2 separate regions of the Homo sapiens genome follow, and region 2 is linked to region 1. The links are chromatin loops, found by intact Hi-C in ENCODE. Cell type or tissue: OCI-LY7. All regions are shown on one strand.

Region 1 (8,000 bases):
AAGACAATAAACATCCTTACAATGCTAGCCAATGTTTATTATTGCTTTCTATGTGTGAGGAATTGTGTTAAGCACTTAAAAAGATGTCATCACTCATAATTATCATAACACCTGAAGAAGTAGGTGGTGTGATTTTCTCCAATTTAGATATTATAGGAACTGAAACAACTTGCCCACTAAACAGGCAATTGAAAGAGATAGGATTTCTATAGAAAATTCCCAGATCCACAGGTAGTGTTCCTATTCACATCATCAGTGTTCCCTTAGTGGTTTTGATATTACACCTAATACTATTTACTACACAATTAAAGCATCCACCCTATCATGGGATTTACTCTCAAGAATAGAGCACTGAGCGTGATAAATAGTATCCACTTTGGAATGCATGTTTCTATCCAGCTACTTAATATGATATAAGTTCATTGGACATTAAGGCCAGATTTCTTGACATGCTTTACCCTCAAATTAACAAGTTTGGCTCATTCAATTGTGGACCTTTAACCCTTAGGCCAGATAGTATATGAGTCCTAGAGTAGTGGAAAAAGGTAACTGAATTTACAAAATTTGACTCATCAAATTCTGTAATAATTCAATATATTGAGGAAACTTTAGGTGCATAGTAAAATTATAATTTCATATTGTTGCACAGACTCAGGCAGATGAAAGAGACTCCAATAGTGCTCATGTAGCACCCAGACAGTCAGTTGATCGTCTCTGTGCTGAAAGGATTTAAGAGTGAAGAATTTGCTCCAATGTATTTTTCAATATCTCATTGTTTTAAAATAATATTTGAAATAATACCTAGGAATCCAACTTACAAGGGATGTGAAGGACCTCTTCAAGGAGAAATACAAACCACTGCTCAAGGAAATGAAAGAGGACACAAACAAATGGAAGAACATTCCATGCTCATGGATAGGAAGAATCAATATCATGAAAATGGCCATACTGCCCAAGGTAATTTATAGATTCAATGCCATCCCCATGAAGCTACCAATGACTTTCTTCACAGAATTAGAAAAAACTACTTTAAAGTTCATATGGAACCAAAAAAAGAGCCTGCACTGCCAAGTCAATCCTAAGCAAAAAGAACAAAGCTGGAGGCATCATGTTACCTGACTTCAAACTATACTACAAGGCTACAGTAACCAAAACAGCATTGTACTGGTACCAAAACAGAGATATAGATCAATGGAACAGAACAGAGACCTCAGAAATAATACCACACATCTACAACCATCTGATCTTTGACAAACCTGACAAAAACAAGCAATGGGGAAAGGATTCCCTATTTAATAAATGGTGCTGGGAAAACTGGCTAGCCATATGTAGAAAGCTGAAACTGGATCTTACACCTTATACAAAAATTCATTCAAGATGGATTAAAGACTTGAATGTTAGACCTAAAACCATAAAAACCCTAGAAGAAAACCTAGGCAATACCATTCAGGACATAGGCATGGGCAAGGACTTCATATCTAAAACACCAAAAGCAATGGCAACTAAAGCCAAAATTGACAAATGGGATCTAATTAAACTAAAGAGCTTCTGCACAGCAAAAGAAACTACCATCAGAGTGAACATGCAACCTACAGAATGGGAGAAAATGTTTGCAATCTACTCATCCGACAAAGGGCTAATATCCGGAATCTACAAAGAACTCCAACAAATTTACAAGAAAAAAGCAAACAACCCCATCAAAATGTGGGCGAAGGATATGAACAGACACTTCTCAAAAGAAGACATCTGTGCAGCCAAAAAACACATGAAAAAATGCTCATCATCACTGGCCATCAGAGAAATGCAAATCAAAACCACAATGAGATACCATCTCACACCACTTAGAATGGCGATCATTAAAAAGTCAGGAAACAACAGGTGCTGGAGAGGATGTGGAGAAATAAGAACACTTTTACACTGTTGGTGGGACTGTAAACTAGTTCAACCATTGTGGAAGACAGTGTGGCGATTCCTCAAGGATCTAGAACTAGAAATACCATTTGACCTAGCCATCCCATTACTGGGTATATACCTAAAGGATTATTCATCATGCTGCTATAAAGACACATGCACACATATGTTTATTGCAGCACTATTCCCAATAGCAAAGACTTGGAACCAACCCAAATGTCCATCAATGATAGACTGGATTAAGAAAATGTGGCACATATACACCATGGAATACCATGCAGCCATAAAAAATGATGAGTTCATGTCCTTTGTAGGGACATGGATGAAGCTGGAAACCATCATTCTCAGGAAACTATTGCAAGGACAAAAAACCAAACACCGCATGTTCTCACTCATAGGTGGGAATTGAACAATGAGAACACATGGGCACAGGAAAGGGAACATCACACACTGGGGCCTGTTGTGGGGTCGGAGGCTGGGGGAGGGATAGCATTAGGAGATATACCTAATGTAAATGATGAGTTAATGGGTGCAGCACACCAGCATGGCACATGTATGAATATGTAACAAACCTGCACGTTGTGCACATGTACCCTAGAACTTAAAGTATGATAAAAAACAATTTAAAATATTCTGCAGGCACAGTGACTGTTTTGGCTTCTCTTAATTTACAAGGACCTTTGTCTTATAAGACTCTTTTTTTTAAGAGATGGGAATCTTGCTATGTTGTCCACTCTGGAGTGCAGTGGCTATTCACAGGCTTGATCATTGCATACTACAGTCTTGAACTCCTGGACTCAAGTCTCCCAGTGGCTGGGACTACAGGTGAGTGCCTACCACACCTGGCCTGATTTACAGATTTTTGACATCTATTATAGTTAAATGTATTTTCAGCATTTGCATATTAAAGGAATAATATTGATGCTTAACTTCATTAGTGATCAGGGAATTTCAAACTTAAAAAAATATTTTTTCATCCCTTATAGTATATTTAAAAATTCATTGCTGATAAGGATTCAGGGATGCCAACATTGTACATTGGTAGTGAGAATGTAAATTGGAAACTTTATGTAATCTGGCAGTATTTTTTTAAAAATCCTTTTGAACTTGCAGTTCTACTTTTGGGACTTGAATTTGTGGAAAGTAAAGCACCCGCGGGAAAGAATATTGTTGCCCCTTGAACAACATAGGGTTAGGGGAGCTGGCCTCCCACACAGTGAAAAATCCGCATACAACTTTTGACTCCGCCCAAACTATGAATAACCTATTGTTGACCAGAAGGCTTATTGATAACGTGTTACATTTAAGATATATTTTGCATGTTATGTGTATTATATACTGTATTCTTACAATAAACTAAGCTACAGAAAAGAAATCATAATCAAGAAAATTGTAAGGAAGAGAAAAATATATGACCCATTCATTAAGTGGAAGTGGATCATCCTAAAGGTCTTCATTATTGTTGTCTTCATGTTGAGTAGGCAGAGGAGGAGGAGGAGCTGGTCCTTCTGTCTTAGGGTAGCAGAAGTGGAAGAGGGGGACGGGATGGAAGGGGAAGCAGAAAAGGCAAGCACACTTGGTGAAACTTTACAAAAATACATCATTATTTCTGTCTATTTTGCTTTTTCATTTCTCTAAAAACATTTCGGTGTAGTACCCATCCGTCTTCCACCATTTGCCTTAGTTTTAGTTCCTGTATCATGGAAGGGTCTATGTCATAAAAGAAGTCAAAAGTAGTCTTGAATAATCAAAACCCTTTTGCCAGATTGTTGAATGCCAATTTGTTTTCTGGCACTGCTTTTCCTATGTCTTCTTCCTCATTATCTGGCACTGGTTAGGAAGTACTCATCTCCATCAAGTCATCTTTTGTTAATTCCTCTGGTGTGGTGTCTATTAGCTCTTAACTTCCTCTGAGATCCATATCTTGCAACCCTTCACTCCACACCTTTTTTTCCCTTCATATCCATACTTCTTTCCAGGGTTTTTTCTTAATTGGGTTTGTCATAATTCTGTAGTTATGCACAACATCTGGACACAAATTGTACTTCTGTCCAGCGGGAACTTATTGTTTTGAGTTTCATGGTTTTCATGACTTTTTCTATATCACCTGATGACATCTTCAAAGGTGTAAGCCTTCCAGACTTCCATGATGTTCTCTCTATTGGAGTTCTCTTTTGTAGTGTTGACAAACCTTTCCATAGAGTGCCATGTGCAGAGCCTTAAAGGTCCTTGTGACTCCCTTATCTAGAGGCTGAATTAGAGATGTGTTTGGGGGAAAAGGAGACCACTTCGGTGCCTTTGGTGTTGGACTCACGGGGTTCTGGGTGGCCAGGGGGCATTTTCCAATTAAACAACAACAAAAAAAATACTTTAAAAAGCAGTCCCTTACTGTCAAGGTACTTCTGACTTCAGGGACAAAGCGCTGATGGAACCAATCCAGAAAAAGCATTCTCATAGTCCAGGCCTTCTTGTTGTACAACCAAAAGACTGGAAACTAGTGTTTCTCTTTTCCCTCTCAAGACTCAGGGGATAGCAGCTTTATAGTTAAGGGCAGCCCTGATCATAAACCCGACTACATTTGCACAAAGCAGTAGAGTTAGCCTATCCCTTCCTGCCTTAAATCTTGGTGCTTGCTTCTCCTCCTTATGAATAAATGTCCTTTGGGGCTTCCCCCTCCCCCCCACCCCAGAATAGGGCACTTTCAGCTGCATTAATACCTGTTCAGGCAGATATCCTTTCTCCTCAATGTTTTTCTTAATGGCATTTGAGAATTCACTTGCTGGCTCTTGGTTGGCAGAAGTTGCTACTCCCATTATCCTGACATTTTTAAAACCAAACCACTTTCTAAAATTATCAAATCATCCTTTGCTGGCATTAAATTCTCCAGCTTTAGATCTTTCACCTTCCTTTTACTTTAAGTTGTCAAATAATGACTTCGCTATTTCTTGAATCAAATAAGAGTCTATAGGTATGTCTTTCTTATAGCAATTCTGTACCCACATAAAAGCTGCATTTTGAACATGAGATAAGAAAAGACAAGGTTTTCATGTCTGTTGGCATGAAATGAGGGCCTTATGAATTTCCCCCCCTTTTTTTAAGGGACCTTACACTGTATTCATTTATTTTGAAATGGCAGGCAGCTGCAGACCTCAATCTATAGGAAGCAATCTAACTTTTTCTCATAATGTCACAACTTTTCTCTGCTTCTTGGGAGCACTCCGAGCATCACTTGTGGCACTTTGTATTGGTCTCATGGTGTTATTCAAGATTTATAGTATTACACTAAGCACAATGAAAAGAGAACTGTGAGAGAACACACTATTTACTTAGATACAGAATTTACTGAAGAGACCAAGTGTTCATGGCAGATACTGGCAACAGGAGCTCACCACAGTAGCAACAGGGGGTGGCTACAAAATTATTATAATAGTACATACACTGGAAAGTAGACATTGAAGAATATTCCAAAAGATGCCAGGGTTGGAGGGGAGTGAGGGTTGAAAAATTATTATTGGGTACGATGTTCACTATTGGGGTGATGAGTACAGTAAAATCTCAGAGTTCACCACTAGCAATATATCCAAATAACAAAACAACCACATAATAAAAGTACGCTTGTACCTAGCACATTTATAAAAATAAAATAAAAATAATTATTCTGGTAGTACAGTATGTGCTACAGTTAATTGTATGCAGTTGTGGTTTAATACAGCATCTTTATGTTTGTTTATGTTTCTCTTGACTGCAAATGGTGACTTGTACGGTTTGTGTGCATACATTTTGATAAGTTTTAACTTTTTGTAATAGATTTGTGTATATTTTATAGTAATAAATGATAAAATAGATTAATATATACATATACTTTATGCATTCATGATGTACATAGCTTTTTCTTAATTTTTTTTTATATTTCTAGGCTATGCAGTTAGTCTGCTAGTTTTTTCAATTGCAATTCTCCAAAACTTTTTCTGATATATTTATTTTTTAAAAAAATATGAGTGTAAGCAGACCTGCACAGTTTAAACCCATGTTGTTCCAAGGTCAACTAAAAAATCTGAAATCTGAAATGCTTCAAAATTGGAAACATTTTGAGCACTGATATGATGCCACAGGTGAAAAATTTCACATATGACCTTATATGACTGGTGACAGCCAAAAGACAGTCAAAATTTTGTTTCTTACACAAAATTTTACAAATGCATAAAATTACCTTCAGGCTACATGTACACTGTATGTAGGGAACGTAAAGAAATTTAGACTTGGGTCTCATTCCTATCACATTATGATATGAAAATATTTCATAATCTGAAAAAATCCAAAATTTACACAATTTTTGGTCCCAAGCATTTCAATATAAGGGATACCGTACTCCAGAATGTTAGAATGTTTATGGCAACTTTGTTTGTAGTACAGGGGGAAAAAAACCATGATGAGTCTCCATCAGTAAAAAGATAGTTTAAAAACTTGTAGAATTTAGTCTTATACATATATTTACACATGCATATATGCACACGTATTATTTTTCTCTATATAGAGAAATTGTGCATTCATTTAAAGTGATATTTCCTCTTTTTGTTAATTGACTTGGAGAAATGTTCATACTGTATTGATAAGTTGGAAAATCAGTTTGTTTACATGAGGTAAAGTGGAAAAGTTAAACTACATTATAAAGTATATTATAGGCTTTTCAAAGGGCAAAAAAGTGTCACCTGAGATGAGGCAATGAAGTGCTCATGGCCATTCATCCCTGTTTTACAACAATAGAAAGAAAAGTTTGGAAAATGATGGATTTCTCAATAAAATTTCAAGGAAGTAGAAATAAATATGTTACTGTACTAATGTACTCATGTCTTCCTAAGAGAAATGGAACTCCAAATTTTTAGAATTTTTGAATAGGAATGACAGAGGAAAGAAAACAGAAGACTAGTGACTCCAGCATTGTCTGAAGCTGAGGACTGGGCTGTGGGTAACCCACAGGTGATATTACTTTAGCCTGAATAATCCAGACCTTATGATGTTTTGGCCTCTGTGTCCAATACTCTTGTAGATTTCTTGTCAGGCCACAATTCTTTGAGTGAGAGTAATTTTTTTTAGTAGGCAAAAATCCCTTGAAAGATCAATCCAGGGACATTTATAATAAGATAAGATTAGAAGGTAGACTTTAGGCTAGGGTTAGGGTTGGGAAAATCAAAACACATTGTTCTCTTTAGAGTGAGAAATTGGTTTATCCCAAACTTTGAAGGATAATATAACCTATAACCCTCTGGTTATGGGAAAGAAGAGACCTACATGTGGCCATCTTGGGAGCAGGGCAGAGAGCAGGCTGGAAGACCTTCTAGGATGGATATGGACTTGTAAAATGCAGTAGTTACAACATTTTCTCAGGGTTACATTTATCTTCCATCATTCCTGAACACTCATGTCATCATGAAATTAGAAGAGCTGATCCAATCCTATTGATAAGGAAAGAGAATCTCCTTTCCCCAAAGCGAGAGAGGTGGTAGCAGCAATAATCAGGTAATGGCCCAGAAGATGGGTGATCATACATATGGCTTGTGTGAGGCTTATGGAAGATAAAACAACCAAAATATTTCAGAAATGTTTATATGTTGTTTACAGTTCTACCACTACAAAGCCTTCTAGAATGTGAGACAGAATGGTGTGATGATTATTCTTAGTATAACCAGATCAAGTAAGATTTCACAGGTGGAGTTAAGAATTAAGAATTTTTTTTTTTTTTTTTTTTTTTTTAGTATTTATTGATCATTCTTGGGTGTTTCTCAGAGAGGGGGATGTGGCAGGGTCATAGGATAATAGTGGAGAGAAGGTCAGCAGATAAACACATGGACAAAGGTCTCTGGTTTTCCTAGGCAGAGGTCCCTGCAGCCTTCGGCCATGTTTGTGTCCATGGGTACTTGACATTAGGGAGTGGTGATGACTCTTAATGAGCATGCTGCCTTCAAGCATCTGTTTAACAAAGCACATCTTGCACTGCCCTTAATCCATTTAACCCTGAGTTGACACAGCACATGTTTCAGAGAGCAGGGGGTTGGGGGTAAGGTTGTAGATTAACAGCATCCCAAGGCAGA
Region 2 (8,000 bases), 53 kb after region 1:
GTTTCATTTGGCAGAACTTTGACTCTTTGCAAATATGTGAACCAAGGTTTTCTTCAAATCACTGAAGAAGTTTCCCAGAGTCCCCACAAGTATACAAGTTCTTTAAAGAGACATACTTTGAAGTCTCACTTATTGAGCATACAACTTCTAAACTTACCTGGTTTCACCTCTTGCAAAAGATTAAAAACCAAAATAATGAAAAGTATAGTTTGAGCATCACTAATCCCAAAAATCTGGAATCCAAAATGCTTCAAGATCTGTATCTGTTTGAGCACTGACATGTTGCCGCAAGTGGAAAATTCCACACTGGATCTCATACAATGAGTTGCATGTATTACTAAAAACATTGTATAAAATTACCTTTAGGCTATATGTATACAGTGCATATAAAACATAAATAAATTTTGTGTTTGGACTTGGGTCCCAACCCCAAGATATCTCATTATGTATATGCAAATACTTCCAAATCTTAAAAAAAAAAAAAGAAATTTGAAACACTTCTGGTCCCAAGCATTTTGGATAGAGAATACTCAACCTGGATTAGAAGTCTCAACCTGCGTTAGAGCTCAATCTGTGCACCTCAGTGCCATAGAAGTTGGTGGATTTCTATAGGAGGAAGAAACATAAAATCTAAAATATAGTTTAATAACTATATTTTAAATATAATATAAATTTAAAACATAATCTAATATATTTTATATAAAATGTAAGTTTATATTTATAAATTATAAATATAAAAATTAAATATAGACATAAATTTATATTTTATAAACATAAAAATATAAATATATTAATAAAATAAATATATAATAATATAAATTTAAAATATAGTTTACTAAAATAAACTTTAATAGTGGCTATTCAGAAAAAAATCATCAAGACAATATAAATGTATTGATTACTCTTGGTTTAAAAATGCAAAAATGAGATAACTTTAATGATAATGATCCCATCTAACATTACTAAAACTCTATAAGGGAAGGGACTGTGTTCTCTGTTGTAGCTCAGGGATAGCTCAGTGCCTGGGCAAACACAAGTGGCTAGAATTTATATTTATAGAATGAAAGATAAAATAAACAGTGTTGCATCTTGAGACTGCAAGCGTTAGTTATCTGGAAAATTTACTTATATGTATGATGCAAATCTCAGTTCTTGACTGTTTGTTTACTTGTATTTCTGTAAGAAGTAGTTTATTCGTGGAATATCAACAGTGAAAAGTTGTTTTACTAAGGTTTATATGCCATTATTTCTTTGTAGTTTCTTTCATTTACTGAGTACACACAGTACAAATGCACACAGTATAAAATTCTAGTGCTCCTTCCATAAAGTTTCCTAACCACCCACTGCTTTCCTTAGGGGCAAACACAATTCCTTGGTATTTTTGATCCATTCCTAACTACTAGTAAATGCAAGCAAAATTTAACTTTATTTCATTTATTATTGCTTAGTGGATGTTGCTCTAAAATAAAAGCAGCTTTTCTTTTTTATGATGTAAACTTGTTGTAATTAGAATAATTTGCATCCCACAGATGAAAGGCTGTCCAAAAGTCAATGATCCAGAAGTATTCTTTGAACATTAAAGTAAAAATCTGAATTGTTGTATTTTATTACTCCTTGATGAAATTGGACTTGGCAGGAGCAGAGTCCGGATTAATGCCAAGTTTATTCCCAGAGTTTGCAACCAGAGAGCAGGCTGTACCAAAAATCAAGGAGGCAACTTCTTGCAAGAGCACTGGGCCAGAGCTGGGCATTGCTAAGGGCTGGACAGAAGAAGGGAACTAACATTTATTCATCAGTAATAATCAATATAATGTGTTATAAGGATTCCTGGACCTTGGCTCAAGACACCGGAGAGTTCCCTGACTTTCTTTCTGAAGACCTGCTTTATCTTAAGAAATTGCCTTAGTTTCTCTGGGAGATGCTATCTTACCTATAAAATAAATGTTCAAAGATGTCTTGCAAGACTAATATTCTATAATTTCCAAAAAGGCTGGACATAGGTTGTCTTAGCAATTACAACACTTCTTCATTGACTATCAAGTGTCATAGAATCTAAAGTATTACTATTTTGTTTGGACACAGGATCAATGAGGCTTTTGTTTTGTTTTTTGTTTGTTTGTTTGTTTAGAGACAGGGTCTCACTCTGTCACCCAGTCTGGAATGCAGTGGTGCAGTCATAGCTGATTGAAGCCTCAAACTCCCAGGCTAAGCTATTTTTCTGCCTCAGCCTTCTGAGTAGCTAGGACTATAGGCACAAACCATTGTGTCCGGATTTTGTTTTTTAATTTTTTATAGACACTGTGTCTCACAATGTTACCCAGGATTTCATGAACTCCTAGTCTCAAGTGATCCTCTTGCTTTGGCCTTCTGAAGCACTGGGATTACATGCATGAGCCACTGTGCCCGGCCCTACAAGGTTTTAAAGTGATGTTGAACATACGCATGACTACAAACACAGCCAACTCAAAGCTGGAGAATGTATCACACTCCCTGGTTTCCACTTAACCTCCAAAATATAGGATTCTAAATGTATGCTTCCATGATTTCTACATCTAGGCTTTCACCAAAGTCAGGTGATTTGATGTGTACATCCTACTTTTTGGCTCCCCAGAAGTTTGTTATACTTTGTGTGACTCTAAGTATATATATCTGCATGTGTAGACTTTTTTTTCTTTGCCACAGTCGGGAGCAACGGTGTCTTCTTGGATGGTATCCTCTAATGTTGGGAAGCAGTAGATTAAAAAAAGAACTGTATCAGACAAAGCTGTGATTGGAACCTTGTCTCTACCAGTTACCACTTTGATCTAAATCTTGGTTTTCTTCTTCGCAAAATTTAGTAAATAATAGTAACTTTTAAGAGTTGATATAAAGATTAAATGAGATTATCATTTAAAACATTTAGCTCAGCTCCTGACATCAAATAAAACTTTAGTATATTCTTGTTATATTTATTATGATAATGTTCTTGGAGGCCAGGCAATTTTCTCTTTTTTCAATGTGCTTAGAAGTTGTCCCAAGAAATACATTTTGGTTTTCAGTTGGGTAAGAATTTGGTTGTTAGAGTCATACCAGAGAATTTTCATTTACATTAATGTTCCTTTTATTTTATTTTTTTAAGTAGCAGTTTCATTGAGATAACATCCATATATTAAATGATTCACTCATTTGAAGTTTCGATTCAGTGATTTTTTATTGTAGTCACAAAGTTGTATAACCATCACGACAATCAATTTTAGAACATTTTTAAAAAGAAAAAAGAAATCCCATGCCCATTAGCAGTTACACTCCTTTATTTCATTTTGCCTGTAAAAGTGAGAAAAGTGTCATTCTCTTACTTAGACTGCTCTTGGAATAAATAAATGTTGAATTAATGGGTGGTGATAGGAGGTAAGTATATAATGCAAATAAGTTTGAGATCAATACACAAATATTTCAACAAAATAGATACAATAAAATTCATTGAGTTCTTTTCAAATCAGAGTAACAAATTCTATGGAAAGGGAACATAGTATTTTATTTGACAGATAATACTATTATCATATTATCTATTATTCTTTTTGGCAATTGTCACAAAAACATTCATAATTTTTGACTTAGTAATGGTCTTCTGGGAGTACATCCTTAAGAGATACTTAAAATTTGCAAAAAGATTTTTGCAAGAGTTAGGCTTATGATTAGGACATAAAAAGACATGAAAGATCTTCCTTCACTCCCACTGAAACGATGTTACCCAATAAACCAAACCTTTCATTCTTTTGTTTAAAAACACCATTTTGTAAAAATTCTGTTGCACAGGTACAAATAAATGTAAAAGAACTAAATTACTTCAGAGAGACAAAATATTTGTAGGTAAGCAATAGATGGAGAACATTTCACCTGGTGCAGTTGCTGAGGCTAGGTCAGCATAGGTAAAAAAGCAAACTTCCAAACCAAAGATAATCTTTGCTTTGAGGAAGAGAAACCTGCTTTGAACCTCTGAGCTGGTATGAAGGCTTTACATATGACAAAGCTTCAATGCAAAGAAAATGCACTTCCCCAAATAATCCTCTTACATGAGTATTTTACTGAGTGATCAAATATTGGGGTCAGGCCTGTAAAGGGAAGGATTTTATATTACCTTGCGATTTCATATTTAAAAGTCTCTTATTTTCATTGTTTTCTGAATTCAGAAATCTTGGGGTTGGTCTTCAAGACACAAAGTTGCATGGTCTCACTGTGCTGCAGTCCTGCAAAACAGTGACAGGACACGGGACACCTGAAACTGTCGTATATTGCTTTTCGAATGTAAAATGCTACAAGTACTTTGGAAAACGGCTTAGCAGTTTGTTATAAAATTAAACATACACCTGCTCTAGAACCCAGCAATTCCACTCTTATTTGCCCAAGAGAAATGAAAATCTATGTCTGCAAAAAAGACTTGTGGAAGAATGCAGCTTTATTCTTCTCCAGTGTCCCCAAAGTGAAAAGAACCCAAATGTCCTTTAACACATGAAGAGGTAAACGAATTCATCAGTGGAATACTATTCAGCAATAAAGAAAAACTACTGATACATATGACAACATGCACAAATCTCAAAAAATATTATGTTGAGCCTAAGAAGACAGACATGAAAACTTATACTGTATGATTCATTCACATTTCATTTTAGAACAGGACAAACTAATATGTGGTGATGGAACATTGACAAGTGGTTGCCTTGGGATAGAGAGTGGGGAGGAGAGTGGGGTTAACTGCAAAGGTGCTCAAGAGAATTTCCTAAGGTGATAAAACTTTTCTATCTCTGTATTGGTGGCTATATGGAAGTGTGCATTTGTCAAAACTTATTGACTCATACAATTAAAATTGGTATACTTTATTATATATAAATTAATCTCAATAAAATTAACTTTTAAAAAGTTACAAATTCATATAAGTCTTCTAAACAGTAATTTGCTGAAAACTATTAATTTATGTGTTCCTTAATACAGAAAAACAACCCAATAAAGAAACTGGAACAAGCTATATAAATACTAGCAGCTGGGCAATGGCATAGCCAAATTATGATACCTTAGTGTTCAATAACATTATTCAGGGAAGTTGAATTACTAACACCATGTAGTAATATGGCAAATGTTTAGGATATCAACATAAACATTTAACTAGACTAAAAACTAGAATTTTATTGATTTCTGACATTGAGATTAATGGGACTCATAAATTTAAGCTCTACAACCATGGGAAAAAATCAGTCATTAGTTTTAGTTGATTCTCTACTTACTGATAATGTATAACCAAAATAACAATAATAACTAGAAATTACAATGTCAGCAAAACTAAGGTAGTAGAATAGATCAAGCATGTTTGGCTTAAGTGATTACATTTGTAAAAGTTAATTGTCATTCTTTTTCAGTAAGAGTAATAAAAGCTTTGTGGAAATTTGGCCTGTTAAAAATTCTCATTTCTAGCCTTATTGTAAATATTAATATTTGTAAATATTTTTCTAGTTTATTATATTACTAAGTAAATCATACAGCATAATGTTTATATATTTGTGTTTTCTGTATAAATGATAGTATTATTAAAATTTAACAAGCTCTTCAGACTGTATATTTTATTAATATATTAGTTTATGTTTATTTCCAAGTTTAGCAACAGCCAATACTTGTGAAGAAATATAATATATTACCGTTTCTGACCAAGTTCTAATATTACAATTAAACATTAGTGAGAACAAAACAGAATCCTACAACTTGGAACAAATTCATTTCTCACTTATAGACTATTTCTAGGTAGAAAATTCCAAAACCCCCAAAACATTTAAGGGAAAAATACAGAAAATACATGTCAGGTTGCTAGAAACCATCAACTTATTATCATAAGACCTCTGCTTCTTTGTATAAAACTGTAAAAGATAGACTTGCATTTCATTCTTATTTGGTATGGAATAAAATATCATGAAAAACAGCAGTGATATTTTAGCATGCAAAAATACTCAGTAGCAATTCACGTGTTCAATATTCTTCTTACCCTCAGAAAATTAACCAGTACTGATTTCAGTTGTGTTTGTACCTGTAAACCGTGCTGAACAATGACTTCATGCTGTGCTTGTAAAGCAGCTATAAGTGAGACAGGATAATATATGTGAGCTTGATTTACATTTTGGCATTCAAGGGCACAAGATAAAGAATAACTGAGATTTGGACTATTGTGGGAAGTCTCCAGAGTGGTCAGTGATCAAGTAAAGTGAGGCTCAGGATTATTTTTTTATGCATGGTGAAGGGTGCAGCTGAATTGTGTCACTGCAGCAACATTTAATAAGTAAAGGTAAAGTCATTTGGTAAAGTACTGTATTAGATGTCAGATCAAATCTAAGATAGCCACTACCATGATGAGAGAGAGAGAGAAAGGTAATATTTTTTTTTTGCTCAAACTAGAGCTTTCTCAAATCTAAGGTTGCTTTCTCAATGTAGCCATTTAGAAAGCCATCTAGAATGTTCAGAGTTTAAAAAAACAGACAACTGACAGTTTTTTATTCCTCCCAATGCATTGTCTACAAAACTCACTCTCACTGTAAGTCATGTCAGATGAGACTGGGCGTGTTTGGGGTGGTGTGGCTATAGACTAGAAGTTCTGACAGTGCCCCACATAACAAATGTCTCCACAACTGAAGAATCACTATTAACTGAATTACTCGAACATCTATTCTTAGTTACAAGATTCCCAGGTACAATCTTCTATTTTGCTTTGGGAAAATAAGTGTTTTCCATGAGTATGTTCAACTGGCAAGTGAAAGAAAGGATCAATAATAACATACATATAGTAAAGTAGATACTTTTCTTTGACATGGCAGAATTTCATGAGGAGCTGAGGTTTTAGGATTAAGCTTTCAAAGTAAGTCTATTTTTGTTGTTAAATACGACTGTTAATACATTGTATGTGGTTTACAGAAATGCAAATGGATCTATTAAACATGATGGGTTTCTCTGCAATGGAGAAGTCTCTGCAGACAACATAACAGTCAGAGTTTCACATTAAAGTCAAGACCCAGGCATGATTATTTATATATTTAGCAAATAGTGAGTAACTGCTGGAATTGTTAGTATACCACAAGGGCCATGGAGAATAAAATCAGTCATGTTTCCTACTTTCATTGAACTCATAGTCTAATGGGAGAAGACAAATGTTAATAAAATAATTATAAAAATAAGCATGTAATTAACAATCTTGAGATAATGGAAGGGTGAGCATTTTAAGAATGTGAGAGTAGATGTGAATGAGCAGGTATGAGTTTTCTGAGGAACTAATGGTATGAACTGAGGTTTGAAGAATGAGTGGGAAGACCTAGGCAAGGAGAGGTGTCCTAAGGTGAGATAAATGCCAGTGCCCAGGACCTGGGGCAACAGAACATAAAGTATTCAAGAAGCTGAAAGTCCAGAGAGGCTGGAGCTCAGTGTGAAGGGTTGAGTGAAACCTGATGATTAACCAAGCAGGGAGAAGAGCTTGCAGGGTCTGGTAGCCCACATCAAGGGATTTTATCCTAAAACTCATAGGTAAATATTAAAGGGTTTTAAGGAGGAGAAGAGCATGGTCATATGCTGAAAAGATTTTTGTATCAGAATAGAGGAGTTGTCAGCTGTCAGTGTATCAGACTAGAGGCATCAGAGGGGTTGTCAATTGGCAGGGTGGAAAATAGTATTAAGTTGGTGCAAAAGTGATTGCCGTTTCTGCCGTACTATTAATGGCGAAAACTGCAGTTACTTTTACATCACTATATTACTTTGACTAGGGTGATGGCATTGGAAATGGAGAGATAAATGGATTTGGAATACATTTAGGAGGCATAGTTAATAGAGTTGGGGAAAAGATTCGGTATGAGAGCTGAAAGAAAGTACAAGGGGTGGGTGAAAAGAGACTCTTAGGTTCCTGGCTTGTGAAATTGGAGGGATGGTGGTGCCAATTACTAAGCTAGTGAATCCCGAAAGAGGACAAGATGGTAAGTTCAGCTTTTGCTTTTTGTTGT

The links. Hi-C counts contacts between places; a loop is a spot of excess contacts. Peaks named below come from ENCODE experiments on the same cell type or tissue, not always from the same donor. Only the 100,000 strongest peaks of a DNase experiment are listed, where the experiment ranks them.
Region 2: it touches region 1 in a loop (1.8-fold over the local background); 2 of 110 quality-filtered maps call a loop at or near these places.

The regions. Positions count from the first base shown.
Region 1 is chr5:50,608,788-50,616,787 of GRCh38, reverse strand. No RefSeq gene overlaps it. Among named protein-coding and RNA genes, the nearest start is that of PARP8, 54 kb to the left of the region's middle. In OCI-LY7, no CTCF peak of the experiment used is centred here; a DNase peak (open chromatin) is centred at 3,547; H3K27ac peaks cover 1,037 bases.
Region 2 is chr5:50,556,146-50,564,145 of GRCh38, reverse strand. No RefSeq gene overlaps it. Among named protein-coding and RNA genes, the nearest start is that of PARP8, 110 kb to the left of the region's middle. In OCI-LY7, no CTCF peak of the experiment used is centred here; a DNase peak (open chromatin) is centred at 3,965.